Regions from separate parts of the Homo sapiens genome. Here all the other regions are linked to region 1. The links are chromatin contacts, found by Hi-C or POLR2A ChIA-PET in ENCODE. All regions are on one chromosome and are shown on one strand. The core of a region is the stretch at or near the end of the contact, and the rest is flanking DNA. Distances in the headings are between cores, read along the strand shown. Region 1 holds the start of GSK3A (glycogen synthase kinase 3 alpha). Region 2 holds the start of IRF2BP1 (interferon regulatory factor 2 binding protein 1). Region 3 holds the start of SYMPK (symplekin scaffold protein). Region 4 holds the start of SIX5 (SIX homeobox 5).

Region 1 (7,110 bases), core at 3,078-5,577:
ACCCAGGAGGCAGAGGTTGCAGCGCTTGAACCCAGGAGGCAGAGGTTGCAGTGAGCCGACATCACACCACTGCACTCCAGCCTTAGTGACAGAACGAGATTCTGTCTTAAAAAAAAAAAAAAAAAAATAGAGACCATCCTGGCTAACTCGGTGAAACCCCGTCCCTACTAGAAATACAAAAAATTAGCCGAGAGTGGTGGCACACGCCTGTAGTCCCAGCTACTAGGGAGGCTGAGGCAGAAGAATCGCTTGAACCCGGCAGGCGGAGGTTGCAGTGACCCGAGATCACGCCACCACACTCCAGCCTGGGTGACAGCATGAGACTCCGTCTCAAAAAAAAAAAAAAAAAAAAAAAAAAGATTTCACATCTAAATCCAGTTTTCAGTTTGTCTTGAAAAATCAGGGCTAGGTATGCTGGCTCATGCCTGTAATACCAGCACTTTGGGAGGTCGAGGTGGGGGCGGATTACTTGAGGTCAGGAGTTCGAGACCAGCCTGGCCAACATGGCAAAACCCTGTCTCTACTAAAAATACAAAAAAAAAAAATTAGCCAGGCATAGTGGCCCATGCCTGCAATCCCAGCTACTCAGGTGGTTGAGGCACAAGAATCGCTTGAACCTGGGAGGCAGAGGTTGTAGCGGGCCAAGATCGTGCCACTGCACTCCAGCCTGGGTGACAGAGTAAGACTCCATCTCAAAAAAAAAAAATCAGGCATGGGCACATGAGGCTTGCCCCCCTACCTGGCACAAGCAACAACAGACAGGTAGTGGCCATCCAGCTCACTCTGGTCCCGTGGAAGCATCTGGGTCCTCGAACTCTATCTAGGATCCTGAGTCCCAGACTCCAGGCATTGGACTTTTCCCAGAATGCGGTCTCAGCATTCTTCCCCATTCTCTATTCCTCAGTGAGGCCTAGGAACTCCCTGCCCCTACATCCCTCTTACTTCTGGAACTCAACTCCAATCAAATTCTGACACCCTGGAGCTCCTCCTGCCCAAGGGCCCTCCCTGCCAAGACCGAGGCCCTGGTCTGGTTCCTTTCCAGTCTAGGCTCAGTTCTCCTACATCCAGACTAGTCTAAGCTCCAAATGCCAGGCCCTTAAACACCAATTATTCCTCAACTTCCACTTCCTCCATCTCCTTCTAGTTCCCTGAGCCTCTCCTAGCTCACAGGGCACCTCCATTCCATTCTGCGCTGGCCAAACACCTGGGAAGAGCGCGACCTTCAGAACCACCCGCGCTAGCCCTGCCAGGTCCCTTTCTCTCCTGGGAAGAAGTGTAACCAAATGGTTAAGGTAGAGGGTTTGGGAATCAGATTCCAGCCTTGACTGGGGCACTTGCTCTATGACCTCAGGCAATCCTCTTACCTGAGTTTGTTTCCCTGCTTTTAAACTTAGCTTACACTTAGAATGGGTATAACCACAGTACCTACCCTCAGAGAATCTTTATGTAAATTAAACAAGAATTTGCTTATTAAGCACTTACATTGAGCAAATGCCCAGTAAAAGCTCTGGGCTCTCCTGGGATCCACATTTCCCATCTTTCACAGGTCTCATTTCCTCTTTTCCCCCTTCTCTTCTGGCCCATGGCTCTGAAACCCAAGCCTCCAGCTCTCTGGCTCAGGTTCTCCCACCAGTCACACCCAGTCCCCAAACCTCCCTGTCCCCATCCCGCCCAAGCTACCTTGAACCTCTTGTCCTGGAGAACCTTCTTGATGGCGACTAGTTCCCTGGTCTCTGCCAGCCGTGCCTGGTACACGACCCCAAATGAGCCATTGCCAATCACTTTGATGTCCGTGTAAGCCACTTCTTGGGAGCGCTCTGGGCCTTGGCCTAGAGTGGCTACGACTGTGGTCACCTTCCCGCTGTCACCTGGGGAACAAAGGGGATACACGATCCACTGACCCATCCTGCCTGCGCATCACCCTATCCTGGGGCTGTGGGAGGAAGGGAAATCTCTGCAGGAAGCTCGTTGGGGACCTCTTTGTCCCCTCCTCCTCTTTGAGGAAAGGTGGATGCTGGGACCTTCCCAGTGACTTTTCCCCTCTTCCTTTCTGGGAATCTTAAGTCCTGCTCCCCTCCACATAGGAGGATATTGATACCTAAATCTCTCTGCTTCAAGGGTTGGCAACCCCAAATTTCTACTTCTAGGAAGCAACAGATCACTGGTCCATCTTGGTACTGGGAGACATCAGATGTTGACTCCATCTACTCTGGATCTACTGCCCTCTGGCCCCTCCTATTTGGAGAAAGCTTGACCGAGCCTCTTCCACTTCAGGGAGCAGTAACCCTGAGGTACTCCTACTTTAGGAAAGCACTAACCTCTCTCACAGCCTAGAGGATACTGACCTCTAAGTCCTCCCCTGTAGAGCTGGTAACTTTACTGGTTCTTGGTGACAGAAATGAATGTCCTCTCCTGCTATAAGTGCCAGTGCCCTGACCCTCACTTTTTGGTACTTTGAGGTTAGAAAAAAACACTGACCTGACCTCTTCATCTGAGTGGTCCAGAGACCCAGACCCCTCACTATATGTGGGTGGTCCCTAATGGACAAGCACCAAATTATGATAATGATGAACCTGACCTTTATTATCAAGGAGCTATTCCAGCCTCAGTCCTTTGAAGGAAAGCTATAATTCCCAATTCCCATTATTCAAATGGTGGCAAACCTTGGTGCCATTCTTAGAGGATAGTGACCCCTTTGAGTAACTGATGAACCAAATCCATTTTTTTGTTTTTTTTTTTGAGACACAGTTTCGCTCTCGTTGCCCAGCTGGAGTGCAGTGGCACGATCTCGACTCACTGCAACCTCCGCCTGCTGGGTTCAAGCGATTCTCCTGCCTCAGCCTCCCGAGAAGCTGGGATTACAGGCGCCCGCCACCACGCCCAGCTAATTTTTTATATTTTTAGTAGAGACAGGGTTCCACCAGTTGGCCAGGCTGGTCTCGAACTCCTGACCGCAGGTGATCCGCCCACCTCAGCCTCCCAAAGTGCTGGGATTACAGGCGTGAGCCACCGCGCCCGGCCACCAAATCCATTTTGAGGGGCCAGTGACAAGTTCTTTCAGAGGGAGATAACCCTACATCACTTTTTTTTTTCAGAGCCAATGACACCATACCTTAGAACAATTATTAAAAAAGTATAACCTTAGATCCATATTCTGTAGGAAACTGTGACCTACCCTGCTCCATTCCATTTTTGTTAAAGGAGACACACCAAGCCATGTATTTTAAAACATGGACTATGGACTTGGTTTGAAGGATATGCTGACTCCCAATGTCTTTATATCTAAAAGGCAGTAACTATTAATTCTCACCATTGGCAGTACAGCTCAACAAGATTTAGGGTGGGTAATGATGCCAGGTCTTGGTTTTAATAGGGAAGATGATCTGAGTACCAGGTTTGGAAAGCCTGGCCCTATTCTTTGGGGACAAAACACAGTAACCTCAAAGCCCTGCTTCTAAGTGATATTCGCTCCAAATCCCCATCTTCTGAAGGACAGGGAATGCAGATCCCTCTTTTTCGGGGTTGGTCTTATTCTTGTTCTCTTAGGAGACAATAACCCTAGATCCCCATTTGCAAGCGACTGTGACCTCTGATCCAATATTATAATGAATAGCAACATCAGATACCTGTTCTTAAGGCTCAAGGACCCAAGACCTCAATAATGGAAGAACAGAGACTTGTAACCCGTTTCTTTAAGTGTTAGTAATTCTGATCCACGAGTAATTCTGATCTCCAAGAGATGGTAACCCCAAGACTCCTTTTCCTGGGAGGAAGAGGGCTCGGATCCCCGGTATGGGGAGGCACAGTGACCTCGAGCTCCTATCTAAGCACATGAAAGAATCTGATGGATGTCTGAGGAGCTTTGGGAACCCTAATCACCACCCTACACGGGCGCCACTAGTACTCACGGCCCAGCTTCACCCCGGGCGGCGGGAAGCTAGTGCCTGCGCCGGGGCCTCCGCTGCCTCCTCCGCCGCTGCCGCCGGGTCCACCCCCGGAGCTCGAGGCCCCGACGCCCCCACCCATGGCCCCGACAGATGCCTTTCCGCCGCCGGTGCCGCCTGGGCCGGAGGCCGAGCCTCCGGGGCCGCCGCCGCCTCCTCCGCCTCCGCCGCCGGGCTCCGCGAACGAGCTAGTCCGCGCCCTGCCCGAGCCCCCAGGGCCGCCTCCCGAAGGCCCGCCGCCGCTCATGGCGCCGAGCACAGGCCCAGGCTGCGGGGCTCGGGCTGCCCGGGCTGCCCCAGCCGCCGCCGCTGCCGCCGCCTCCCCCGGGCCCTGGCCTCTTCCAGGCCGCGCCGCTCTGGCTTGGGCTCCGGCTCCGGCCCAGCGCCCGCCGCGGGGCACGCCGGGAGATGCAGTCCGGCTGTCGTCCGCGCCGCCGTCACCGCCCTCGGCCCGCACAGAGAGCCGCGTGGCACGCCGGGAAATGAAGTCCACAAAAGCCTCAGAGTAGACCGCGGGAATGATGGGCGGGAATGACGGGTCACGCTGTACGTCGGGAAATGGAGTCCAGGGTAATCTGTCAGCCGACTGTACGACGGGGAGCCCTGAAGCACTTTAGGAAGCAGAGAGCCTGATGCACGCTGGGAAACGGAGTCCACTCACTCAGTCTATTAGCTGTGTATGCCTCCCAGAGCTCGGTGCGCTCTGGGAAATTGAGTCGGCCCGCGTGAACCTGCGGGTCTCGGGCCGTGAGGCAAGCCGGGAAATGGAGTCGTCGCCACGCCCTCACCGCATTGCAGGTGTAAAGCGATTTTTAAAGCACGCCGGGAAATGGAGTCTCAGGTGGTTTTTAAGCCCCAGGTGGATACTGCAGTTCCGGAGATGGGCGAGGAAATGGAGTAGGTTTACGCGCTCCTCTTTCCAGGTACGCTGGGCCGCAGTCCCTGCCGGGAAGTGTAGTCAGCACCAAGGCCTCAGTGCAGTTGCCACAGCGAGCCCTGGTGTGTTCTGGGAAATGGAGTTCGACGTATCCTCCCCATTGACTGAGGGGGCGGGATCGCCCATGAGCTCCAAGCATGCTGGGGAATAGTCCAGACCTGACCCTCTGTGAGGCCAGTCTGCGGAGGCTTGCCGGGAAGCGAAGTCCAATGGCCACCATCAGGGGCGTGTGAACGAAAGGTTAGAGACTGCGGCAGTTCCCTGGAGAGACTTAAAAGTGTTTCAGCGCCTCCTTCCTCGCCCCCAGGTCCTTCTTTAAGAAAGAGCCGAGGTCGATCAAGGACTGCTGGAAAATGGATCCAAGCACCTTTAAGTTCCAGGTGACCATAGATCAGGAAAGAAAAAATGTCCCCTCTCTAACCGCAACTCTGCAAAGATTCGGGAAACAAAGTTCCCGGCGGTTTCTCAGAACACTAACTAGTCTTCGGATACAGTCTAGCTTTTCCTAGCAATGTGGTTCGCACCAGGAAGCTGAATGGAGCATTAAAAAGACGGAAATGTCATTTCTGGGCCTGGCGCTGTGGCTCAGGCTGGGCGCCAGTAGCTCACGCCTGTAATCCTAGCACTTTGGGAGGCCGAGGCTGGCGGATCATCCGAGGTCAGGAGTTCGAGACCAGCCTGGCCAACATAGCGAAACCCCCGTCTCTACTAAAAGTACAAAAATTAGCCGGGTGTGGTGGCGGGCGCCTGTAATACCAGCTACTCAGGAGGCTGAAGCAGGAGAATCGCTTGAACCCGGGAGGCATAGGTTGCAGTGAGCCGAGATCGCGCCACTGCACTCCAGTCTGGGCGAAAAGAGTGAGACTCCGTCTCAAAAAAAAAAAAATCCTGTCTTGAACCACCATTCAGTTTTCAGTTTTTGGTTTGTTTTGAGACAGGGTCTCGCTCTGCCGCCCAGGCTGGCGGGCAGTGGCGCAATCACAGGTCACTGCAGCCTCTAACTCCCAGGCTCAAGCAATCCCCCCACCTAAGCCTCCCATGTAGGTGGGACTACAGGCGTGCACCATCACGCCCAGCTAATTTGGTTTGGTTTGTTTTTTGGGGTGGTGGGGGGTAGCGGGGTGGGCTTCGCCATGTTGCCCAGGCTGGTCTCCAATTCCTGGGCTCAAGCGATTCTACCTCAGCCTCCAACGTGCTGGTATTTCAGGCTTGAGCCACGGCACCGGGCCTCCCACTCTTGTGTTTTGCATCCTCCGCTTCCTAAATTACAAGATCCCGGAAAGCCAAAAATAAGGAAGCCAGCTGCCTCAGGTTTTGTGTACTCAGTGAGTCGTCCTATTTATCGATTAATACCCGAAGGAGAGTAGCCCCCAAAAGGCGCTGGGAAACAGAGTTCCTGTGTCTGTATGTGTCTCTTCCTCCCCCGGAAATACTTAGAAGTAGAATGAAAGCGTTCTCAGCCCCTCCCGCATCCTGGAATGGTGGGAAATGGAGTCTCTGGACTTCACGTTAATCCGAGCTTGTGCTTATACTAACTGTCCTGTCCTTTCTGAAACCAGAAGAAAGTCCTGTCCACTCAGTTTGTTCCTGACTGCAATTCCCCGCGGACACAACTGCGGGGGTCGGTAGCGCCAAAGCCTGTTGAGACTACATTACCCAGAAGGCAAAGTGCGGAACACTTCCGCTCCCTTCACAAAGCAGGTGGCCGCACCACGCGCGGCTAGGCGCGGGCGTTTCTGGGAGTTGCAGTTTCCCAGCCAAATGGTACCTGCTGCCCTCTGATGGCAGCTCTGAGTCAAAAAGTAAAAATTTCAGTCGAGCCCCTTGGCCTAGGGATTCCAACGCGGGACCAAGACGGCTCAAAAGGGCGGCGACATGGGGCAGGATAGCGAGGGTTATTTAACCGCCAGAACCCGTGGGGCATGCGCCGCTGCGTGTGGGCAACCGCCACGAGGGGATTGGGGTCCGTGGGAGTTTGAAGGTGACGGTCTGCAATCTATCAGGATGTTTGTAGAGGATGAGAATGTTCATAGAGGGATGCTAGGAAGGGTTGTAAACGTCTGAGAGAGGCCTATGGGTGTCTAGAAGGGCTAAGAGGAGTCCGTGGAGTGGTGAAGGGGTCTTTGATGAGCTTAGTTGACAGGATAATTACTGGGGACCAGTGGAGAAGCCTGAGGGGACTTAGGCTGTCTGCTAAAAGTTCTATGGGTGGGTGGACGCGATGGCTTA
Region 2 (7,110 bases), core at 3,206-5,705, 3.6 Mb after region 1:
TCCCCTCTTTTGCATCTCTGTTGTTGGCAGCTCATCCGTACATCTCAGTCTCGCTCAACCCATCAGAATATTGTCCATTTCCTTTTCTTTTCTGTCTCTCCTTCTCTGTGTCTGCCTCATCTCTGAGGCTCTCTGGAGTCTCTCCCTGTCTCACTGGGTCTCCGGCTTCTGCGTCTCCTTGTCTCGTTCAGTGAGCTGGTCTCTGCATCTCTCCCTCCCCACCTCTGTTGTCTCCCATCATTCCCTGAGTGTCTCTCTGCGTTTCCCCTATCTCCAAGTCTCTCTACCTGCTTCCTGATTCCCAAATAAATCCAGAACCCCTCCACCCTGGCCCCACCCTGGCACTGGGGGAAGGGGGGCTGATCCAGCCCCCACACCCACACAGGTCAGGCCTTCTGCTCTGTTAATGGTTAACTCAACCTCTATCTAGAATACACACCAGCCAGGCTGGGGGTGACTCCCCTGCCCCCCACCCACCTACCAGCTGTTCTTAAAGGACCAGGTGTCCTCCACAGCAATTTAGCTCCCGCTGGGACATAGGAGCCAGGTGTCTGGAGGCCTCCAGCTGTAAAGATTTGGGGGTGGGGGAGATACCCGGCACTTGGGTCTGCAGAGCTGGGTCAGGGGAAGCCACAGGCTTGCCTGGGAGGGGAGCCCAGGCACAGGAGCTCCATCCAGGTCTCTCTTGCCCCAGGCTTATCACCTGGTGTATTTAATCAGGGGTGGTTTTCCCAGCCCTGCCCTGAGCCCAGGCTGGCAGTGCCAGGGGTGGCAGAACACCTGAGAGCTGACGGCTGGGGGGTGGGGAAGGATGGGACCCCTCAGTCCAAGAACAGAGGGTCCTCCAGATGCGAAGGTTGAAGCCCTAGGATCCCTAATATCTGGGAGTTAGGACATGTAGGTATGCAAGTATGGGTGGGACCCCTGGGTAACCGAGCTGATGGGTCAGGACTTTAGGGGCCTCCAGATTCAGGTGATGGGAACCCTGGGTTCCCGAGGACATCTGGGGGCAAACTTGGATCCCAGAGCTGTCTGACAGTGCTGGGTGGTGGTTGGACAATCATTCCCTATCTCTCTGTCCATCCGCGGGCCTCTGAGCCCCGCATTCCCCCTTCCCGGAATCTCCACCTTAGCTTGGCCGGGGAGGCCGCAGGGGTGGGGGCTGGGCTCTTGGGGCCGCCCCCTCCCCTTAACCCCTGCTTTGCCGCAGCCCGCTCAGGCCCCGCCCCGTGACGCCAGCGAGCAGGAAGTCCTGGTTAATGATCAGCCACCCGGACAGGTGCGGGACAAGGCCGCGCACATCAGAAGCAGCCGCGGAGCGAGTGCCTTTCACTCTGCTCTCTAGGGTGGCCGCCAAAGGGGCTTGTCTCCCAAGACGAGGGTGAGGAATCCAGCTGGGGCTTCCCAAACGTCCGCCTCTGGGGCACCGCCAGAGGCAAGAAGTAGCCAAGTTGTTTCTAGGCATCCTGTTAGTTTACCCCGTGGAGGTAAATTTCCTCTTTCCTCGGGCAGTCCCTCTAGCAGTCTACCCTAAATTCTCCCTTCTACCCGGCAAGAACCCACTGCCCATGTCTTCTAGGAAGCCTCCCGCTGCCTCTTTCCCCTCCCCACGTAGGCGCTGAGTCCTCCACCTTCCAGGTAGAGATAGGGGATGGGTCAGCTACAGAAGGGTAATCTACTCCCAAGCCTGTCTGTGGCTCCCCTGCAGGAGCCATCCCCTCTCTGAGCCTCAGTACTTTTATCTGGAAAACGGGCCGATGGCTGAAACGTGACCAGTGGGTCGCACTTGTTGAAGGTCGGCCGGCGGGACCGCCTGGGTGCAGGGCGCCACCTGGAGGCTACCGCGCAACGTCCTCGCCCTCGCAGGACCAGTTCAGTCCCAAAGGGGGCGCAGCATCTCACACAACTAAGGGACCAAGAAGGAAAAAAAAAACCCATCTTTCGGTTTATTGAAGGAGCAGAAGGGAGCGGGGGGTGGGGGGGTGGGAATTAAATGCTTTTGCCTCGTTTATAAAGAGCGAGTTTTCAGGAGGTCCCTTCTCAAGGAGGAGGGGGGCACCTCTCCCCCAACTACAAGCAGCAGCAAAGCCAAGCCAAGGAGGACAGAGGGAAACTGGAGGGGCCAAGGGACCCCAAACACCCCCTCGGACAGGAGCCACAAGCTTTCTCCCCCCACCCACAATGCATCTACCCCAGGGGACCCATCTGGGTGGAAGAAGGGAGTATGTACACAGATAGAGGTGGCACTGGGCTGGGTCGGGGAGGGAATAATTTATCCGCGGCAGCGGTGGGTGGCAAAGGGGCAGAGGGCAGTAGCCTGGAGGCAGTGGTAGCCTAGGGGTCCCGTTCTTTCTTAACTTTGATGTCTCCAGCAAGGATGGTGGCGATCTCGCCCTGCATGAAGGCCCAGGGCACGGAGGAGCCGACCAGCGGGCACTTGTCTCCGCTCGGGCAGTACACCTCCCCGGCCGGGCCCTGCGCCTTGATGAACTCCCGGGAGCAGGGAAAGCAGAACTTGTGTCCGGGCACCGAGGGGCACTGGACGAAGTGGGTGTCTTCTAGCCGCTCCCTGCACAGGGTACAGCACAGGGGGGCCCCAGGGGTCGCCCCAGTGCCGCTGCCACCCCCGCTGACAGCTTCGGCCCCCGCTGTGGGACTGACTTCTGCTTCGCCGTTGCGGGCCACAAGGCGATGCTGGGTTGGCGGCTGGGCCGTGGAGGAGGCTGCAGGGCTGGCGCCCCCTGCACGCACAGGCCCCCCGCCTCCGCCAGGGTCCTTGGGTGAGTGGCCCAGGGCTTCGGCCACATTCTTCAGGGCGGCAATGGGCGAGGGCACACCAGGGGTCTCAGCGGAGTACGGGCCGCCGGGTGCCACCCAGTGCCGTTGCTGCTGCTCCTCGGTGGTCATCTTCCCAGCCGCCTCGCCCTCCGGCTCGGGGGATGCCTTGCGACGGCGCGGCGTGGGCGCCAGGTTCCGGGATGGGGCTCGCGGGGGTGGGCCACAGAGAGCCGCAGGGGCCGGCTCTGGGTACTGCTGGGGCAGGGCCTCCGCGGGAGCTGGCTCGCGGAAGCTGCGGACGCCGTCGGTAAGCAGCTCGCCCAGCTGCCGCCATTCTCCTGATCCATGCCGGCGTTCATATTCGAGGTACTTGAAGCCCGAAGAAGCCAGTGCCTTGCCCGGCTCCCGCAGAGCATCGTGGAACATCTGGCGAGCCACTGCCAGGACGCCGGCGTACACATTGCCGGAACCACAGGGGTATTCGGTGAAGAGCTTCAGCTCGAACTCGTATCCTGGAGGACGGGCAGTAGCATCGAAGGCGAACACTCGCCCCACCAGCCCGTGATCCTTCTTGAAGCGCACATTGAACGGGGCGCAGGCGGACAGCGCCAGTAGCTGTTCCCGCACTGCTTTGGGGCGCCCGTGCCATTCCTCTGCCCGGCCTCGCATGGCCTCGTTCAGTTCTGCCAGACAGTCCGCATTCCTCTGCTGCTTCTCTTTCTCGAAATCGGAGCCGAAGAGGGGACGGGCAGGACTCAAGCCGGGTGCCAGCGTCAGGCCTCGGCTTCCCAGGCCAGACACTGCAGCTGCCAGCAGCCCAGGGGGCATCAAGCCAGGCATGGAGCCAAGCAAGGCCCTTCGCGCCCCCTCAGCCACGGCCTCCTCACGGCCCAGCCCATTGGCCAGGCGGGACCCCAGAGTGTACTCCAGGGCGGGCGAGGGCAGGGGGAGGCGGCCTGATGATGTGGCCCTGTCATAGCGGTCCTGGCCCGACACGCCGCCGCCGGTCCCTGACGGCTGGGGCTGGGCCTGCGGGGGCGGCAGCTGGGGCCCCTGTGCGGCTGCCGCCGCCAGGTCCTTGGTGGCCGGGTGCTTAAGGGCCGGGGGCCCGGGCGAGCGGCCCTCGGGGAGCACGTGGCTGCGCTTGAGCTGGCGGGCGGCATCGATGAGCAGTTCGATGCGGTCCGCGCCCTCGAAGTTCACGCAGCCGCGACACACGGCCTCGCTGAAGTCCCACACCATGGCCCACGGCATCTTGGGCAGGTCGCACAGGTAGCACCACTGGCGGCGGGACGCCTGCACAGACGCCATGGCCCCAGTCCGCGCGCCGCCCAGCTCCCGCGTTCCACCGGCCGCCGACGTGCGATCCGCGCCGCCAACGTTCGATCCGCGTCCCGGGGACAGCGCGAGCCACGGTCCGGCCTCCGGCTCGGCCTCCCCGCCGGATCCAGGCCCGGCCCCCCTTCCCCGCCCCCTGGGCCCTAAGCCTTTCTGCTCACTCCCGCCTCCCTCGCGAAGGCAGGCTGAGGCACGTCGGCGCCCCCGCCCGGTCCGGGCTCCGAGCCGAGGCGCACAGCTCGGGCCCCACGATGGGCCGCGAGCGCCGCCGCCTCGGGCTCCCGCCGCTCTCGCCGCCGCCGCTGCAACGGCCGCCGCCGCCTCCACCTCCTTCTTCTGCCCCAGAGGCCGCTTCGCAGGGAAAGTTACATAACACGCCTGCAAAGCCTTCTGGGAAACGTAGTCCCGCCGGGGCCGGCTCTTAAAGGGAACGGCGGGCAGACGCGGGCTGGGGGGGTTGTCGCCTCTGCCGGCGCAAACCTTACAACCTTCTCCGTGGGGCCGGAGTTCAGCGCGCCGCAAGATGCTGGGACACAAAGGTGGTAGGCGAGGATGCAATACAAATGATCAGAGCTACTCCGGATTCAGAAATTGTGGGGGTGGGTGGACAGGCTTCCGGGCTTCCAACTTCTGCTCGGATTTGCTGTGCAGCTTTAGGCAAAATGTCTTGCCCTCTCTGAACCTCAGTTTCCCCGCCCAGCAAAGGTGGGCCAATGACGGATTAGGAAAGTAGCAGCTTCTGGGGCGGGGCGGAGAAGCCCTGATTGGCTTCAGAGCAGGGACGGGAAGCTGGCAACTAGGTGGGGGTGGGGGTGGCCACCTGGCACTTCGTCCTCCCCCCGGAATCCTAGATATATGCTTCTGGGGCCCGCCACAGCCAGAGAAGGGAGAGGACTAAGGGCTTCCGAGCCAGAGCCTTGTCTCAGTTGTTTCTCTGCTAAAAGAGTGGGGCGACTGGCCGCCCTCTAACCCTGTCCCAGCTCTGCCCGCGCGCTCTGGTCTCTAAAGGGTTACACCATCGGGGGCTCGGCGTCCCCCACCCGCTTCACTACAATTCCCAAAATGCACTGCGGGTCGGACATAGTGACGCACTTCCGCCCTCTGGGAGGTTTGGGGAGGCCTTCCAGATTCACGCTACTTTCCCGGCTACCCCCCGCCCCCCCACTTTTCTGGGGGCTCTTTACGTGCATTCGGAGCGTGGCGTTTGGGGGACCCTTATCTTCTGTTGCTCCCCAGTTTGAGGGAAGAGTAAGGGGTTAAGAAGTGACGGGCAAGAGGAGGGAGTTGCTGGGGAAGGGCAAACACCAGACCAACCTTTCCCCAACCTTGAGCGCTCACTACCTGGAAGGCCCAATCAGGCTGTGAGGACCCTTCTTCTTTCCCAGGCATTGGGAACTGGACGAGGCTGTCTTTGGGGAAGGGCGGAGGCGGGTCTCCAGGTTCCAACCCACAACAGCCCCTTTCTCTAGGCCTGGGTCCGTGTTAGGTGCTCAAAAATATTTGAATGACGTACCAGTTGGCCCTGGTTTTGTCTAGTGAGGGGCTGCTTGTCCCTTCTCCTCCCGTCCCACTGGAACCGCAGCAGCTCTGATTCTGTTACCCAGACCTCACAATTTTAAAATGGTTTCACAATTTTGTCTACTACCTGTATTTGAACACTTTTCTCCCTTAAAAAAAAGATTTATCAGGCTGAAGTGGGAGGATTGCTTGAGCCTGGAGATAACAGGCTACAGTGAACCATGATTGCGTCACTGCACTCCAGCCTGGGCAACAGAGCAAGATCCTGTCTCAAAAAAATAAATAAAAATAAAAAGATTTATCTATTTTTGCCTCATCCTAGGTAATACGTTCACAATCATGGGTTTCATGTACTGTGGTTACCTTAAAAAAAATTAGTGAAAACTATCGACTCATTCAAGAGGACATTAATATGTCACTTAAAGTTGCCTTTGGGCTATTATTTACGAAACACTAATGGGAGTTAAGGCTTCTGGCCAGATTCAGCCTTCAGGTGGACTGGATTGGCCTCTGACCAGCTGTGGCCTTGGGCCAGTTTCTAAACTTCTTGGAAAAAATGGAGACCCCCTCCAGTCTCCTTTTATTTGGGTACCTTCAGATTGAATGCAAACATGCATATAAATGCTTAGCTTGGTGCCTGGCACAGAAAATAAGTGCCACAAATGGAAGTTGTTTTTAAGCTGGACAGTTATTCAAATATTCAACCCCTCTTCCATGCTGGGCAATGCTGGGGACATAGCAGTGACTGAGACAGGCTTTAAGCCTTGCCCCTGAGAAGCCCCAGCCTGGTGATGGAGGCAGATAGTAAATTTACTCAAATGATGAACTAAAATTTGTGATGACTGCGGTGGGGAATGTGTGTCAGGAAAAGCTTTCCTGGCCATAGTGGCTCATGCCTGTAATTCCAGCACTTTGGGAGGCCGAGGAGGGCGGATCACTTGAGGTCAGAAGTTTGAGACCAGACTGGCCAACATGGTGAAACCTTGTCTCTACTAAAAATTAAAAAATTAGGGGGCCGGGCGCGGTGGCTCACGCCTGTAATCCCAGCACTTTGGGAGGCCGAGGCAGGCAGATCACAAAGTCAGGAGATTGAGACCATCCTGGCTAACACGGTGAAACCCCGTCTCTACTAAAAATACAAAAAATTAGCCAGGTGTGGTGGTGGGCGCCTGTAGTCCCAGCTACTCGGGAGGCTGAGGCAGGAGAATGGTGTGAACCCGGAAGGTGGAGCTTGCAGTGAGCCAAGATCGAGCCACTGCACTCCAGCCTGGGCGACAGAGTGAGACTCCATCTCAAAAAATAAAAATAAAAAAAAAATAAATAAATAAAATTAGGCCGGACAGTGGCAGTGGCTCACATCTATAATCCCAGTACTTTGGGAGCCCTATCACTTGAGGTCAGGGGTTCGAGATCAGCCTGGCCAACACGGTGAAACCCCCATCTCTACTAAAAAGTACAAAAATTAGCCAGGTGTGG
Region 3 (7,110 bases), core at 2,411-4,910, 3.6 Mb after region 1:
CTACTTGGGAGGCTGAGGCATGAGAATTACCTGAGCCTGGGAGGCAGACGTTGCAGCGAGCCGAGATTGCGCCACTGCACTCCAGCCTGGATGACAGAGCAAGACTCTGTCTCAAAAATAAAACAAAACAAAAACAAAGAAAGGAAAGAAAACAAAAATAGGACGGGTATAGTGGCTCACAATTGTAAACCCAGCATTTTGGTAGGTCTAGGTGGGAGGATGGCTTGAGGCCAGGAGTTCAGGACTAGCCTAGGCCTAAAAACTAAAAAAGAAGGCCAGGTGCAGGGGTTCATGCCTATAATCCCAACATTTTGGGAGGCTGAAGCAGGAAGAGTACTTGAGGCCAGGAGTTTGAAACCAGCCTGGGCAACACAGCGACACACCATCTCTAGACATATGCACAATTAGCTGGGCATCGATATCATGCCACTGCTCTCCAGCCTGGGAGACACGGTAAGACTCCATCTAAAAAAAAAAAAAAAAAAAAAAAAAAATTAGCCAGGCATGGTGCCATGAACCTTTAGTCCCAGCTACTCTGGAGGCTAAGGTGGGAGGATTGTTTGAGCCTGGTTGTAGTGAAGTATGATTGGGCCACCGTAGTCCAACCTGGGCAACAGAGCATGAACCTGATGAACCTGTTTCCAAAAAAAAAAAAGAAAAAATAATCAGTTAATATATATTGAACACGGCCGGGCACGGTGGCTCAAGCCTATAATGCCAGCACTTTGGGAGGCCAAGGCGGGTGGATCACCCGAGGTTAGCAGTTTGAGACCAGTCTGGCCAACATGGTGAAACCTCATCTCTACTAAAAATACAAAAAAATTAGCCAGGCATGGTGGCAGGCACATGTAATCCTAGCTACTCGGGAGGCTGAGGCAGGAGAATCGCTTGAATTTGGGAGGAGGAGGTTGCAGTGAGCCGAGGTCACATCATTGCACTCCAGCGTGGGCAACAAGAGTGAAACTGCGTTTCAAATTAAAAAAAAAAAGAAAAAAAACCCACACACACAGAGAGAGAAAGAGAAAGAGAGAGAGAGAACACTTAATATGTGCTAAGCACAATTCTAAGATATACATATTAACTCATTTAAACCTCAGACACCAAGGTTTAAATGAATTAATATGTATATATTAGAATTAATATACATGAGTTAGGTTTACATTTTTTGTTTTTTTGAGACAGGGTGTCACTCTGTTGCCCAAGCTGGAGTGCAGTGCCGCAATCTCAGCTCACCGCAATCTCTGCCTCCCGGGCTCAGGCGATCCTCCTACCTCATTTTCCCAAGTAGCTGAGACTACAGGCGAATCCCCATTTAATTTTTGTACTTTCTGTAGAGAAGGGTTTCGCCATGTTGCCCAGGCTGGGAGTTAGTATTTTTAATTTTCATTTTACAGATGAGGAAACTGAAGACCAGGGAGGTAAAGTGACCTGACCAAAGGCATATAGCTTGTAAGAGGCAGAGTCAGCAGCATGGCTGCATATCTTCCTTACCACTATGCTACAGTACTGTTTATCTGAAAGGAATTGTTTTTTACCCCCAGGTCTGTTTACGTAAGCCAAGGATCCTGGCCACCAGACAACCGGCATGGCATGCCGTCCCCAGTCAAAACATAAAAAAAACAGGCCGGGCATGGTGGCTCACACCTGTAATCCCAACACCACTGCACTCCAGCCTGGGCGACAGAATGAGACTCTGCCTCAAAAAATAAAATAAAATAAAATAAAACCCCATAATAAACATTTCCACTTTTTTCATGATAATACATTCAGATCAACCAAAATATTTTACCCTGTTTCATTCTTCTTCTGCTTTTTGGTTTATGCTTTCAGTTTTGTTTTGTTCTTTTTTAAACACACATACACAAAATTCTCCTGCAGGAGCTAGATTTTATGCAAAAAAAGGAAAAAAAATGAAAATAAAAAAACCCATATATACATATTTCCCTTTCATTTACAAAAAGAGCATACACAGGGCCGGGAGCGGTGACTCACGCCTGTAATCCCAGCACTTCGGGAGGCGGAGGCAGGTGGATCACGAGGTCAGGAGTTCAAGACCAGCCTGACCAACATGGTGAAACCCCATCTCTACTAAAAATACAAAAATTAGCCAGGCGTGGTGGTGTGCCTGTAATCCCAGCTACCTGGGAGGCTGAGGCAGGCGAATTGCTTGAACCTGGAAGGCAGAGGTTGCAGTGAGCCGAGATCACGCCACTGCACTCCAGCCTGGGTGACAGAGTGAGACTCTGTCTCAAAAAAAAAAAAAAGGAGCCTACACAGGCCGAGTTTGGTGGCTCAGGCCTGTAATCCCTGCACTTTGGAAGGCTGAGGTGGGCAGATCACTTGAGGTCAGGAGTTCAAGACCAGCCTGGCCAACACAGAGAAACCCCGTCTCTACTAAAAATATAAAAATTACCTGGGTGTGGTGGGGCACGTTTGTAATCCCAGCTACTCGAGAGGCTGGGGTGGGAGAATCACTTGAACCAGGGAGGTGGAGGTTGCAGTGAACTGGGATCGTGCCAGCCTGGGCGACAGAGTGAGACCCTGTCTCAAAAAAAAAAAAAAAGAAAAAGCATATACAATAAACACCAACCTCCACTTCACTTGTTTTCCCTTAATATATGTTGGAGGCCACTATATCAGTGTATAGAGATTTTCATCATTTCCTTTTATCTACCTCATTCCTTTTTAGAGTTGCATAGTATTTTTTATGTGGATGTATTATAGTTTCTTTCAGCCAATCTTCTTATTTAAGAACATTTGGGATGCGTGTAGCCTTTTGCTATGATGAACAGTATCACTGTTTCCCCTTCCCTCTCGATGTACTCGTTAAGAAGTGGTACCCTGCCCCACTGCTACCTAGGAATCTGATGACTACCCTGTTTCCCCAAACTGGCTCTAGGAGTATCTTTTATTCCTTCAACGAACATTAGCTGGGCGTCTCCGGCGTGATTGGCGCTGTGCTGAGAACACAGTGGCGACAGAGACAAACCTAGTCCCTACCTTCATGGAACACACGGTCATAGACATCATAAAACAGCACACAGATAAGAGTCGGATAACAAATTAGACCACACGTGACATGAAGGAACACGGACCGACAAAAGCATTTAACAGGCGGATTTCTGGATGGAGGGCAGGGAAGGAGGGCTTCGCAGAGGAAGTGACGTTGGTGCCGAGACCCGAAGGATGAAATGGGAGTTAGCCAAGCCGAATGGGTAAAAGGATGTTGCAGGCAGAAGGGACAGCCTGTGCAAAATCCCCGAAGCGGGAAAGCGCATGGCAAGTTTAAGGAACCGAAAGGCCAGGGCGGCTGTTAGAGGTGGGGGAAAAAGCAAAGAGGCCGAGTCGAAGCAAGCGAGGTCTGCGGGGCGGTGGCGCCCGGGGGGCCACGTTGGAACTTTGCCTCGAGGGCACTAGGGAGCCAAGGAAGGGTCCTGAGCAAGGGAAGAAACATGGGTCGCGAAAGCCACTGTTCCCCTCTCCCCACGGCGATGCCCTCCCCGCCCGAGCCCCTGCTTCTTTAGGAGCCTCCTCCTTTCGTCTCCGGGCCCAAACGCCGCCTCCCGCTCACCGCAGCTCTGGCCTCCGTTCCCCTCGCGCCCCCTCAGCAGTGCCTCTTCCTACACTCCGCCGCCGCCGCCGCCGCCATCTTCCGTTCGTCGCCGGGAACGGTGCGCACGCGCCACACACCCAGGGCCGCCGGGAAATGGAGTCCAGAGCACAGCCCGACCCCGCCCATGCCTCGTCCCGTGCGAGCGGCATTCTGCCCGCCTCCATACTACGGCGAGCAGACCCTTCATTTCCGGCTCTGGGTCCGGCTAGGCCTTCTGGGAAATGTAGTCCCTTCGGAGGCACCGGGCGGAAAGGGAGCTAGAGCATTCTGGGAAATGGAGTTCTCAGTGGTGCTGAGTCCCTGGACGGCTGGCTGGTCTTGGAGAGTGCGGAGTTCGGGCAGCGAAGCTCCTGGGTCTTGGAGGGGAGGTGGTCTGTTGCCCTAGTGGGGTCTGCGGAGAGGCCCCGATCCCCTCCATCTTTGTTCTTGACCCTTTCAACAGTCTGAAGCATTTCTTTTTCTTTTCTTTTCTTTCTTTCTTTTTTTTTGGAAACGGAGTCCCGCTCTCTCTCCCAGGCTGGACTGCAGTGGCGCGATCTCGGCTCACTGCAACCTCCGCTTCCTAGGTTCAAACGATTCTCCTGCCTCAGCCTCCCGAATAGCTGGGATAACAGGCACGCACCATCACGCCTAGCTAGTTGTTGTATTTTTAATAGAGATGGGGTTTCACCCTGTTGGCCAGGCTGGTCTCAAACTCCTGACCTCAAGTGATTCGTCCGCCCGCCTCGGCCTCCTGCAGTGCTGGAATTACAGGCGTGAGCCACCGCGCCCGGCCAAGTTAAGCATTTCTAGCCGTCGGAAGCCTCAGTCTTCCTGTCTGTCCAATGGGGATGTGATTTCGGGGACCTTTTACGGGTCCTTGTAGTCGCATAGTGGCCCTAGCGTTCTGATTCCCCTTTCTTCCGCCACGGTCATGCAGGGCTCTGGCTCTTCGTCCTCTCCTGCCGAGATGATGAAGCCCCCTGAGGTAGAAAGGCTCCAGAGTTCTGACCTCGGGGCCCTTGGTATCTGCAGCGTCGCTGCGGGCAGCTCCCTCACTCCTGAATCACCCCCAGCTGTCGCGTCCTGGGGCTGCGGCCCCCGGCGCCTGAGGTCTGTCTCCTGGCGATCCCGCAGGGGGCGCCCCAGTCCGAGCGCGCCGCCCTCGGGGAGGCGGGAGGGGAGCCCGGGGCGGGCGAGGGCGGGGGTGTCCCGGCTATAAAGCGTGGCCGCCTCCCGCGGCGCTCGGGACAGCCGTACCCCGGGCGGTCGGACGGGCGGGCGCCGGTGGGAGCTCGGGCCGTGCCCGCTGAGAGATCCAGAGCGCTCCGTTCCCCCGGGGCCGGAGCGGGGGCGGGTGGGGGCGTAAGCCCGGGGGATGCTGGGCTCAGTGAAGATGGAGGCCCATGACCTGGCCGAGTGGAGCTACTACCCGGAGGCGGGCGAGGTGTGTCCTCGGGGATGGCGGAGCGGGAAGTTGGGGGCAGGTATCGGGGTGTGGGCTCACATGGAGCAGGGACTGGTTGTGGGTTCAAATGGAGGCAAAGGCGTCTACTTGGGCAGCTGAGGAACTGGGAACACGGAGACCAGGTGTGGAAGTCGGGGACCGGGGACGAGGCATGGATGGGAGCGCTGTTTGGGCAGCCTCGCCGCGGCCAGGGCTTAAAAATGGAAGTCAGGAAAATTTAGCCAAGGGTCGGGTCACACCTTAAACTTGGGAGCCGGGTGTTGGAGCCCCAAAAAGCAAGGGATTTATATGTACAAACCAAAGATAGGAATCAGAGTTCCAGGGTAGGGGACAGACTAGGGGGTTTCAGGATGTGAGGTTCAAAGTTGGAGGGAAAGAAAGACTAAAAGATGGAGGAGGAGTCACCATTAAGGGGAAGACTGAGGTGGGAGCTCAGGGCCAGCACACAGTGTTAAAGAACCGGGGTTCGGGGCTAAGGATCAGCTGGTAATCTAAGGTAGGGTCAGACATAGGGATTGGTGCTCAGGGGTCAGAGATGGGGGTGCTCAGAGATGAAGCTTCGTTTTTGGAGTCTGAAATAACAGGTGGCTTAGAGTTGGGCATCTGGGAGCAGAAGATGTAGCCATCAGCATTGGCAGGAGAGGGGCCGATCTCCACCCCCCCATCCCTACCCATGACCCTCCGCAGGGACTCCCCAAGTCGGAAGATGGAGAGTTTTAGATTGTGCACCTTCCCCTGCTCCCCGCCAGTCCAGCAACCTCCAGCTATTGCTAAAATTCCCATCCAGTCTCACCTCAGACAAGGCTTCCCTGGAGTGGGGGGTGGCGGCATATTCTAATCCCCTCACCTGGACAGACAGAAAGTCCTTCCTCAAGTCTGACCCCCATTCGTCTTGCTGCAACGACCCCTACACCTTAGCTACCTCACTCTGTAATCAACGTTGTGAGGTTGTTGGGGCTGGGGGTTGGGTTCTTGGTCTGAGAATTATGGGGGTCTGGACACTTGGACTTCTAACCTGGAAGGGGACTGTGGGCTTGAGGTGGGGTGTGGGGCAGGAATGGCTAGGTTCTCCAAGGAGTCAAGATCTGGTGACTGCGGGGGCCCCAGTGTGCCTGAGTCTTGGGTCTGGGGCTCGAAACTGTAGGGTGGGACTCCTGGATCCCCAGGCCTTCAGGGCTGGGCAAGGTGCCTGGGAAGGGCCAGTCCTGGGTTTGGGGAGGTGTGAGGTGCACGTGGGGTGGGGCAGGGCCAACAGGGAAAGGGACTGGGAGTGTTGAGAGGTGGAGGCAGGGTGGCTGGAGGTATCAGTTGTGAGATGCGGAAGGCAGAGACCCAGGTGGGAAATGGAGGGTTCCAGGTAGTGGGGGTGATCCCAGCTGGACCTCTGCAGAACTCAGTCTGGGGACCTGATTTAAGGGAACCACCTACAGACCAATTGTACAAACCAACTACAGTTGTTTTGGGGGCACATCTTAAGTAAATGATGGGGGTCTAGGCAGGAGGAGTTGATATTTGGGGCACAGTCTGAATAGATCCAAGTTTAGGGGACAATTTGTATGGAAATTGTGTCAGAAATTGAAGGAAAGCCGGCACAGTGGCTCACACTTGTAATCCCAGCACTTTGGGAGGTCGAAGTGGGAGGATCTCTTGAGCCCAGGAGTTTGAGGCCAGCCTGGGCAACATAGGGAGACCTTGTCTTTAAAAAAAAAATTTTTTTTTAATTAGTCAGGCATGCCTGTAGTCTAAGCTACTTGGTTGGGAGGCTGAGGTGGGAGGATCACTTGAGGCTGGGAGTTCGAGCTGCCGGGAGCTGTGATCGTATCACGGCACTCCAGCCTGGGTGACAGAATGAGACCCTATCTCAAAAAATAATAATAGTAGAGGGACAGTCTGGAGGTAATCAGCATTTCAGGGCATATTTTGGGAGAGTCAGTATTTGGAGGAATGGAAATGGTTGGGTGATACTGTCTGAGGCTCTCCCCAGCCTTCCCATCAGATAAGCCCACCTCTTCCCCTTGGGTCAGAACAATGGGGAGAGAAATACCTACAC
Region 4 (7,110 bases), core at 596-3,095, 3.5 Mb after region 1:
AGCTCCCAGGTTGCCCTAAAAGTTCCTTGGTTGGGCGGAAAGCGGGCGAGTGGCCTGGAGAGAGGGAGCAGCAGCCGCCAGCCCAGTTCCCGGTGCCCTCCCCGCGGGGCGTCAGAGAAGGGAGAGGCCGGCGCTCAGGGTGGGAGGAGAAGGGTTTGGGTTACAGGGAAACCGGAGCTGGGAAAGGTTCACGTTTCACAACAAAGGCAGAAGACGGACCACGCCGTCCGGGCCCGGAGGGAGTGTGGGGGCGGGTGGGTAAGAGTAACGGTCAGTGAAGAAAGGGGGCTGGGAGGCAGCCCCTACGCGGAGTGGAGTGGCCACAGGCCCTGTCCTTTTTCCTCAGTCCCTCTAGTGCCCCCCGCAGTGTGATTCCCCAACACCGATGGGATTTGGGAAGGAGCTCGGAATGGAGCCGCTGGAAGAGGAGACGCGTGCGGGGAGAGGGCCCGGGCGGGTGCCTGTCCCGTCCACACTTAGTCCCCGCGCCCCGCGGGCGCCTGAGATTGTGAGCTGGTCCCGGGAGATGTCCGAGGACCTCGGCGCGCCGGCCCCAGCAGTGGGCACGGGGGAAGAGGGCTGGTGGACGGGATGTCCCCGGGAGAGCTGGACTTGCGCCGCCCGAGGCCCCTCACCTCTTGCAGGGCGCGCCGCCTCCGGCCCCGGTCCGGTCGCGCTGTCGCCGGTTCTTGAACCAGTTGCTGACCTGCGTGAGCGACAGGCCGGTGAGTGTGGCCAGGCGGCGCTTCTCGTCCGGCGTGGGGTAGCGGTTGCCGCGGTAGCAGGCCTTGAGCGCTGCGCGGGAGCGCTCCTTGAAGCAGTAGACTGTCTCCTCGCCGTCCCAGATGGTCTTGGGCAGCGGGAACTTCTTGCGCAGTCGATACTTGTCCACTGCGCCAAGCGCGCGGCCGCGGGCCCGCTCGGCCTCATGGTAGCGCGCGCGCAGGTAGAGGTCCTGCAGGAAGGCGTGGTGGGCGGCGGGGAAGGGGCGGCTCTCGAGTAGCCGGTAGAGCTCGGCGTACTCGCCCCGCTGGAAGGCCACCAGGGCCCGCGCGCGCAACACCGGGTCGCTGCCACGTAGGCGCTCGGCCGGGGGCAGTGCGCCCAGGAAGCGGCTCAAGCGGCCGGCGTGGCCCGCCTGGAGCAGCGCCTCGCAGACGCACGCCACCTGCTCGGGCGAGAAGCGGAGGCCCGTGGGCGGTTCGGAAGCGGCCTCGGGGGGCGACCCGGGGACGCCCGGGGATCCCGGGCCCTCAGCTCCCGCAGCCGCTGCGCCCGCCCCGGCCCCGGCCGCCGCCGCCGCCTCACCCTCGGCCGCCTGCAAAGTCTGCAAGAGCTGGCGCGCTTCCTCCTCCTCCTCTTCGGTCGCCGCCGCCGCCGCCACCGCCTCCCCCCCAGCCGCCGGCCCCGCGCTCGGCTCCGCAGGCAAGGTAGCCATGTTTTGCAACTTTGGGAAGTTCCTCCCTCCCTCTCTTCCTCCCTCGGGCTTTCCCCAGCCTCCTCCCCCACCTGTCCCCCCTTTTCGCCCCCACTCCCCGCTCTTCTCGATCTTCTTTCTGGCCGACCCTGCGCCCCACGCCGGGAAGGCGAGATCCAGCTCTCCACTCGGGTCTCTGTCCCCTTGTGTGTGTCCGTCCCCCTCCCGTCTGTCTGTGATTCTCCCTTTGTTTTCCCTCCGCCTCTGGCCGCGCTTTCTGCCTCCCCCCAGCGTGTGCTTCTGGCTCAGGGCCTCAGTTTCCCCATCGGGACAACGCAGAAGGTAACGGGCCGTCCAGGAGGACTAAGGGCGCGAAGCCTCCGCCCCGAGACTGAGCTTCTGCACGCCTCCGTCTCCAGGGTCCTCTGCAGGCCCCCACATTCCCCATCTCGGCCTGCGCTCCGCCCCTCGGAATTCCCGGCTCCGCAGGGGGGGCGGGTCTGGCCGGGAGGAGGGGCGGGGAACGGGCTAGAAAGTTTGCAGCAACTTTTCTCGAGCTTGCGTCCCAGGAGCGGATGCGCGTGGCGTGCGCAGGCGCAGTGGAAGGAGGATGGCCGCGCGCGCTGCCAGCCCAGCCCCCTCTTCTCGACGCTCGGTGGCACAGCTGGGCCACAGCTGGGCGGGGGCGGTGCCTCCGGGTGGCCCGCTCGCCCTCCTATTGGCCGGACGCCAAAGCCCCGCCCCGTGGCTTTTCCTCCCCCAACCCTGATTCGGCCGCTTCGCATCCCGCTAGCTCCTCCCAGACCTTCGGCCGCCTCCACACGCCTCCGGATTGGCCCGCTGCGGAGCCTCCGGCCCACAACGCAAACCGCGGACACTGTGGAGTCCAGAGCTTTGGGCAGATGGAGGGCCTTTTATTCGCGAGGGTCGGGGGTGGGGGTCCTAGGTGGGGACAGACAATAAATACCGAGGAATGTCGGGGTCTCAGTGCATCCAAAACGTGGATTGGGGTTGTTGGGGGTCCTGTAGCCTGTCAGCGAGTCGGAGGACGAGGTCAATAAATATCCAAACCGCCGAAGCGGGCGGAGCCGGCTGGGGCTCCGAGAGCAGCGCAAGTGAGGAGGGGGGCGCGGGATCCCCGAAAAAGCGGGTTTGGCAAAAGCAAATTTCCCGAGTAAGCAGGCAGAGATCGCGCCAGACGCTCCCCAGAGCAGGGCGTCATGCACAAGAAAGCTTTGCACTTTGCGAACCAACGATAGGTGGGGGTGCGTGGAGGATGGAACACGGACGGCCCGGCTTGCTGCCTTCCCAGGCCTGCAGTTTGCCCATCCACGTCAGGGCCTCAGCCTGGCCGAAAGAAAGAAATGGTCTGTGATCCCCCCAGCAGCAGCAGCAGCAGCAGCAGCAGCAGCAGCAGCAGCAGCAGCAGCAGCAGCAGCAGCATTCCCGGCTACAAGGACCCTTCGAGCCCCGTTCGCCGGCCGCGGACCCGGCCCCTCCCTCCCCGGCCGCTAGGGGGCGGGCCCGGATCACAGGACTGGAGCTGGGCGGAGACCCACGCTCGGAGCGGTTGTGAACTGGCAGGCGGTGGGCGCGGCTTCTGTGCCGTGCCCCGGGCACTCAGTCTTCCAACGGGGCCCCGGAGTCGAAGACAGTTCTAGGGTTCAGGGAGCGCGGGCGGCTCCTGGGCGGCGCCAGACTGCGGTGAGTTGGCCGGCGTGGGCCACCAACCCAATGCAGCCCAGGGCGGCGGCACGAGACAGAACAACGGCGAACAGGAGCAGGGAAAGCGCCTCCGATAGGCCAGGCCTAGGGACCTGCGGGGAGAGGGCGAGGTCAACACCCGGCATGGGCCTCTGATTGGCTCCTGGGACTCGCCCCGCCTACGCCCATAGGTGGGCCCGCACTCTTCCCTGCGCCCCGCCCCCGCCCCAACAGCCTACAGCTGTTGTTAGTCCACTCGCACGCCTCGAATCCCGTCCGAACTCGTCATTGGCTGCTTCCTAGCGGCCTGTGTTGATTGGCTGCCCGAAGATCCGCCCTCCTGCCGTGGGCCCAGCCCCGCAAATGCGCAGCTAAGCGGGTGGCAAGGGGCGGGTGGAGCGCGGGGCGCGACGGCGGAGGGGGGCGTGGGCAGCCGGACGTACCCTGGCAGGGAGCAGCAGGTGGCGGCGGTGCATGGGGCCTGGCCCCACCAGCGGGCACTGGCCCACAGCCACGGCCGGGGGGCCATCTAGCTGGAGAGAGAAGGGACAGGTGACCCGATCGGAGCCCAGCCCAGCCCTCAGCGGTGGGGCGAGAGACAGCGAGGGGAATCGAGGTTGGGGAGGTTATCTAGGGAGATCCCGGAGGGAATCTGGTGAGGCCTGAACGGAGGGAGATCTGGGGCTGAATAAAGGGCTTCTGCCCTCTAAAGTCGCAAAGACGTAGGGTGAGCCCTATATCTGGACGGGGAGACCAGGAGCCAGGGAGGGGATCTGCAGAATGGGCAGCAGGTCTGAGGCAGGGGAAAGAGAGGGGTCTTACATGGGAAGGTGGATCCGTGGCCCGGGGACTGGGGACCCCCGTGACAGCTGGAAGGAGAAGAAAGAGGCATAGGGCGCGTGGAGGGGCGAAGGAGGGCGGTGGCGCGGCGTGCCCCAGCGTGGGTCCCTTCCCTCCTCCAGGTGTCTATACACGCCCCGCGGAGCAGACGGCCCACCTCCTCCCGGTCCTCCGGGGAAGGGGACACATGAGGGACTCACCTGTGGCTCCCTCTGCCTGCAGCAACTCCATCCGCTCCTGCAACTGCCGGACGTGTGCCTCTAGGTCCCGGTTCCGAGCCTCTGCCTCGCGTAGTTGACTGTGGGGAGGTAAGGACGGTGAGTCCGTCCGGGCCGGACGAGAGGGGATGCCAAGGGTTGCCACCGGCCCGCATCCCGGCCCCGGCCCCGGCCCCGATCCCGACCTGGCGAAGTTCTGGTTGTCCGTGCGGATGGCCTCCATCTCCCGGCTCAGGCTCTGCCGGGTGAGCACCTCCTCCTCCAGGGCTTCCTGGAGCTCCCGCAGCGTCACCTCGGCCTCAGCCTCTGCCGCAGGGACAGCCGCTGGAACTGCCACTTCAGCCTGTGTATGGGGACCAGGCTTAAGGCTGCCTGTGGCTCCTGGAAGACTCAGGACTTGGGCACTGGTTCCAGGCTAGGAATCCTTGTTTATCCCCTACTCCTCCGTCCCCTCAACATTTCTGGAATCCCCATAGCTCCTGCAATGATCCAAGCCCCCTCCCTTCCCTACCTCCCTCAGCCCCATCCCTGAGTCTGGTCCTCTAAATCTACACAGGGACCAGAGGGCTGGTGCTCAAACACTAACACAACCTATGTCCCTCTGCTGCTCAAAATCCCTCCAGCTCCCTAATGCCCTCACGACAAAAGGCCTTGCTGGGTTTTGTTTCCTGCTGGCCTCTCCAGCCTTCTCAGGAATGATTCAGCCAAACTACCTTTCAGGAACAAATCAGGATTCCCACCTGCCCAAGGCCTTTGCCCTGGAGGCTCTCGCCTGACCACTTGGCACCTTTCCTTCCATGGCTTGTTTCTCCTTCACCAGCGCTCAGCTCAAAGATCGACTTCTCAGATCCCCAGCAACACACACACCCTTACTTAATGCCCCACTGTAACTACAGAGACCGTCCCATGTCTGAAGTAACCTCGTCTCTCCGTGGTTTCTGTCTGCTTCTGTTCAGGAAGTCCCTAGAGGGCTCTACAGTGCACGCCACCCGGGAAGCCCTCACCTTTTCTCTCCCAATTGTCCCTGACGGACCCCCTCCCCTCCACCAACTTACTGTTTCATCCTGTGGGGACACCGAGGGCTCCAGGCTGGGCGCTTGCACGTGTGGCTCAAGCAGCTGCTCGGCCTCCAGTTCCATGGGTGTGGGGCCTGGGACCTCACTGTCCCTGGGGAGAGGAGGAGGGAGTGGGGAGGGAGACAGAATGCTGATTCTCTGGTGGAGAACCAGAACTTCTGGCCTGTGGGTAGGGGCAGCTGCTTCCAAGACCTCCTGATTTGAGGAAGGGGAGCAGCAGAGCGAAGAGAACAGAGTCCCAGGTAGGCCAATAGCCCCTCCTCTGCTTAGGAAAAGCCCTGCCCCTCTCCTGGCCTTGGGCCCCTGGGAGCTGCTCTTTCTAAACCTTCTGCAGGGACTTGGGGTCCAGACCCCCATGTTCTAGGGTCAGCTCATCTCCTCCCTTGACATGTGACCGCTGCAGACCCCTCTTCTCAGGGCCTCAGGACAGGGAGGCCGACCTGATGGGGAGACTGCTTGGCTCTGGCCACCTCCACAGATGTGGTCCTAAGACTGGGCATGGGACCCCAAGATGGCAACTTGAGGTCAGCACACCCCACTCAGCTGTGGGAAGGGGACAGCTCCTCCCTGGGGTATGAAGTGGCTGTCCCCTCCAACCCAGCAGTCCCTCCTGTGGGAACACGGCTCAGGACCTAGCTATCCTGGACATGCGCCTGGGTTCTAATAGAGGATGGGTTCAATCCTGACCCACCGTTCAGGCCCCGCAGCGGTTCAGAATCAAGCTGGAGTTCATTAATGATAAGGTATAGTATGTGTAATGTTGTCCAGTAATAAAAGCTGACTAGAAAACCAACTGTTCTCTTAGACAAAGTAGCATGAGGAAGGGGAAAAAAACAAACCAAAAAAACACCTGTTCTCCACTATTTAAACATGTGTCAGTACACGTGTGAGCCAGGGACCACTGCCATCTGGTGAGCTCACGAGATATCAACTTCCTTTTCCTTATCTGTATTTTCTAATTTACTTGTGATAAGCAATGCATTATTTGTGTAATTAATACTTTTGTTGAGACCAGGTCTCACTTTGTTGCCTAGGCTGGAATCTATCATGGCTCACTGAAGCCTCAAACTCCAGGCTCAAGTGATTCTCCTACTTCAGACTCCTGAGTAGCTAGGACTGCAGGCACAGACCACCATGCCTGGCACGATTTTTTCAATTTTTTGTAGAGACAGGGTCTCATTATGTTGCTCAGGCTGGTCTTGAACTCCTGGGCTGAAGCAATCCGTCCACTTCAGCCTCCCAAAGTGCTGGGATTCCAAGCGTGAGCCACCATGCCCAGCCTGTAAATTAGTACTTTTTTTTTTTTTTTTTTGAGATGAAGTTTCACTCTTGTTGCCCAGGCTGGAATGCAATGGCACGATCTCAGCTCACCACAACCTCCCCCTCCTGGGTTCTGATTCTCCTGCCTCAGCCTCCTGAGTAGCTGGGATTACAGGTATATGCCACCACGCCTGGCTAATTTTGTTTTTTAGTAGAGATGAGGTTTCTCCACGTTGGTCAGGCTGGTCTCGAACTCCTGACCTCAGGTGATCCACCCACCTCATCCTCCCAAAGCACTGGAATTACAGGCGTGAGCCACCACACCCGGCCTAAATAAATACTTTTTTTTTTTTTTTTTTGAGACGGAGTCTTGCTCTGTCGCCCAGGCTGGAGTGCAGTGGCATGATCTCGGCTCACTGCAAGCTCCGCCTCCCGGGTTCATGCCATTCTCCTGCCTCGCCTCCCAAGTAGCTGGGACCGCAAGCGCCCGCCACCATGCCCGGCTAATTTTTTTGTATTTTTAGTAGAGACGGGGTTTCACCGTGTTAGCCAGGATGGTCTCGATCTCCTGACCTCATGATCCACCTGCCTTGGC

What was found. A loop is a pair of places that touch in the nucleus more often than their neighbours do. ChIA-PET counts read pairs that join two places held with the same protein, here RNA polymerase II (POLR2A). Pooled maps may share reads with other maps.
Region 2: a pooled map shows a loop between it and region 1 (19-fold over the local background). The contact joins the promoter of IRF2BP1 here to the promoter of GSK3A in region 1. A Hi-C loop is called at or near these places in 6 of 50 pooled maps. POLR2A ChIA-PET finds 5 or more read pairs at or near these places in 2 of 52 experiments (WTC11 and naive thymus-derived CD4-positive, alpha-beta T cell).
Region 3: a loop to region 1 is called in a map of CD8-positive, alpha-beta T cell, with 22 times the contacts of the local background. The contact joins the promoter of SYMPK here to the promoter of GSK3A in region 1. A Hi-C loop is called at or near these places in 2 of 168 maps with a recorded cell type or tissue (B cell and CD8-positive, alpha-beta T cell) and 4 of 50 pooled maps.
Region 4: a pooled map shows a loop between it and region 1 (7-fold over the local background). The contact joins the promoter of SIX5 here to the promoter of GSK3A in region 1. A Hi-C loop is called at or near these places in 1 of 50 pooled maps. POLR2A ChIA-PET finds 5 or more read pairs at or near these places in 3 of 52 experiments (BJ, HCT116 and WTC11).

What each region holds. Positions count from the first base shown.
Region 1 is chr19:42,238,275-42,245,384 of GRCh38, forward strand. It overlaps GSK3A (glycogen synthase kinase 3 alpha), which reads right to left and starts at 4,328. Exons shown (of 11, transcript NM_019884.3): 1 at 3,909-4,328; 2 at 1,681-1,868. The coding sequence starts at 4,191. RefSeq lists silencers at 3,870-4,149, 4,180-4,389 and enhancers at 4,680-4,889, 4,819-5,613, 4,950-4,999, 5,614-6,407, 6,010-6,069.
Region 2 is chr19:45,881,686-45,888,795 of GRCh38, forward strand. It overlaps IRF2BP1 (interferon regulatory factor 2 binding protein 1), which reads right to left and starts at 4,456. Exons shown (of 1, transcript NM_015649.3): 1 at 1,923-4,456. The coding sequence starts at 4,089. The coding sequence ends at 2,335. RefSeq lists enhancers at 213-765, 1,190-1,334, 4,631-4,780, 4,931-5,170, 5,231-5,280 and 3 more, a cis regulatory region at 1,255-1,268 and silencers at 3,711-3,950, 3,991-4,470.
Region 3 is chr19:45,859,487-45,866,596 of GRCh38, forward strand. It overlaps SYMPK (symplekin scaffold protein), which reads right to left and starts at 3,661. Exons shown (of 27, transcript NM_004819.3): 1 at 3,572-3,661. FOXA3 (forkhead box A3) reads left to right here and starts at 4,840. Exons shown (of 2, transcript NM_004497.3): 1 at 4,840-5,039. The coding sequence starts at 4,971. RefSeq lists enhancers at 2,686-3,324, 3,576-3,985 and a silencer at 4,626-5,035.
Region 4 is chr19:45,767,407-45,774,516 of GRCh38, forward strand. It overlaps SIX5 (SIX homeobox 5), which reads right to left and starts at 1,846. Exons shown (of 3, transcript NM_175875.5): 1 at 636-1,846. The coding sequence starts at 1,438. DMPK (DM1 protein kinase) reads right to left here. Exons shown (of 15, transcript NM_004409.5): 10 at 5,235-5,346; 11 at 4,365-4,522; 12 at 4,162-4,259; 13 at 3,944-3,990; 14 at 3,565-3,654; 15 at 2,311-3,234. The coding sequence ends at 3,082. It overlaps DM1-AS (DM1 locus antisense RNA), which reads left to right and starts at 390. Exons shown (of 2, transcript NR_147193.1): 1 at 390-725; 2 at 4,084-4,477. RefSeq lists enhancers at 1-200, 265-824, 2,316-2,395, 2,556-2,665, 3,106-3,185 and 1 more and silencers at 566-695, 1,146-1,365, 1,726-2,265, 2,117-2,301, 2,826-2,985 and 1 more.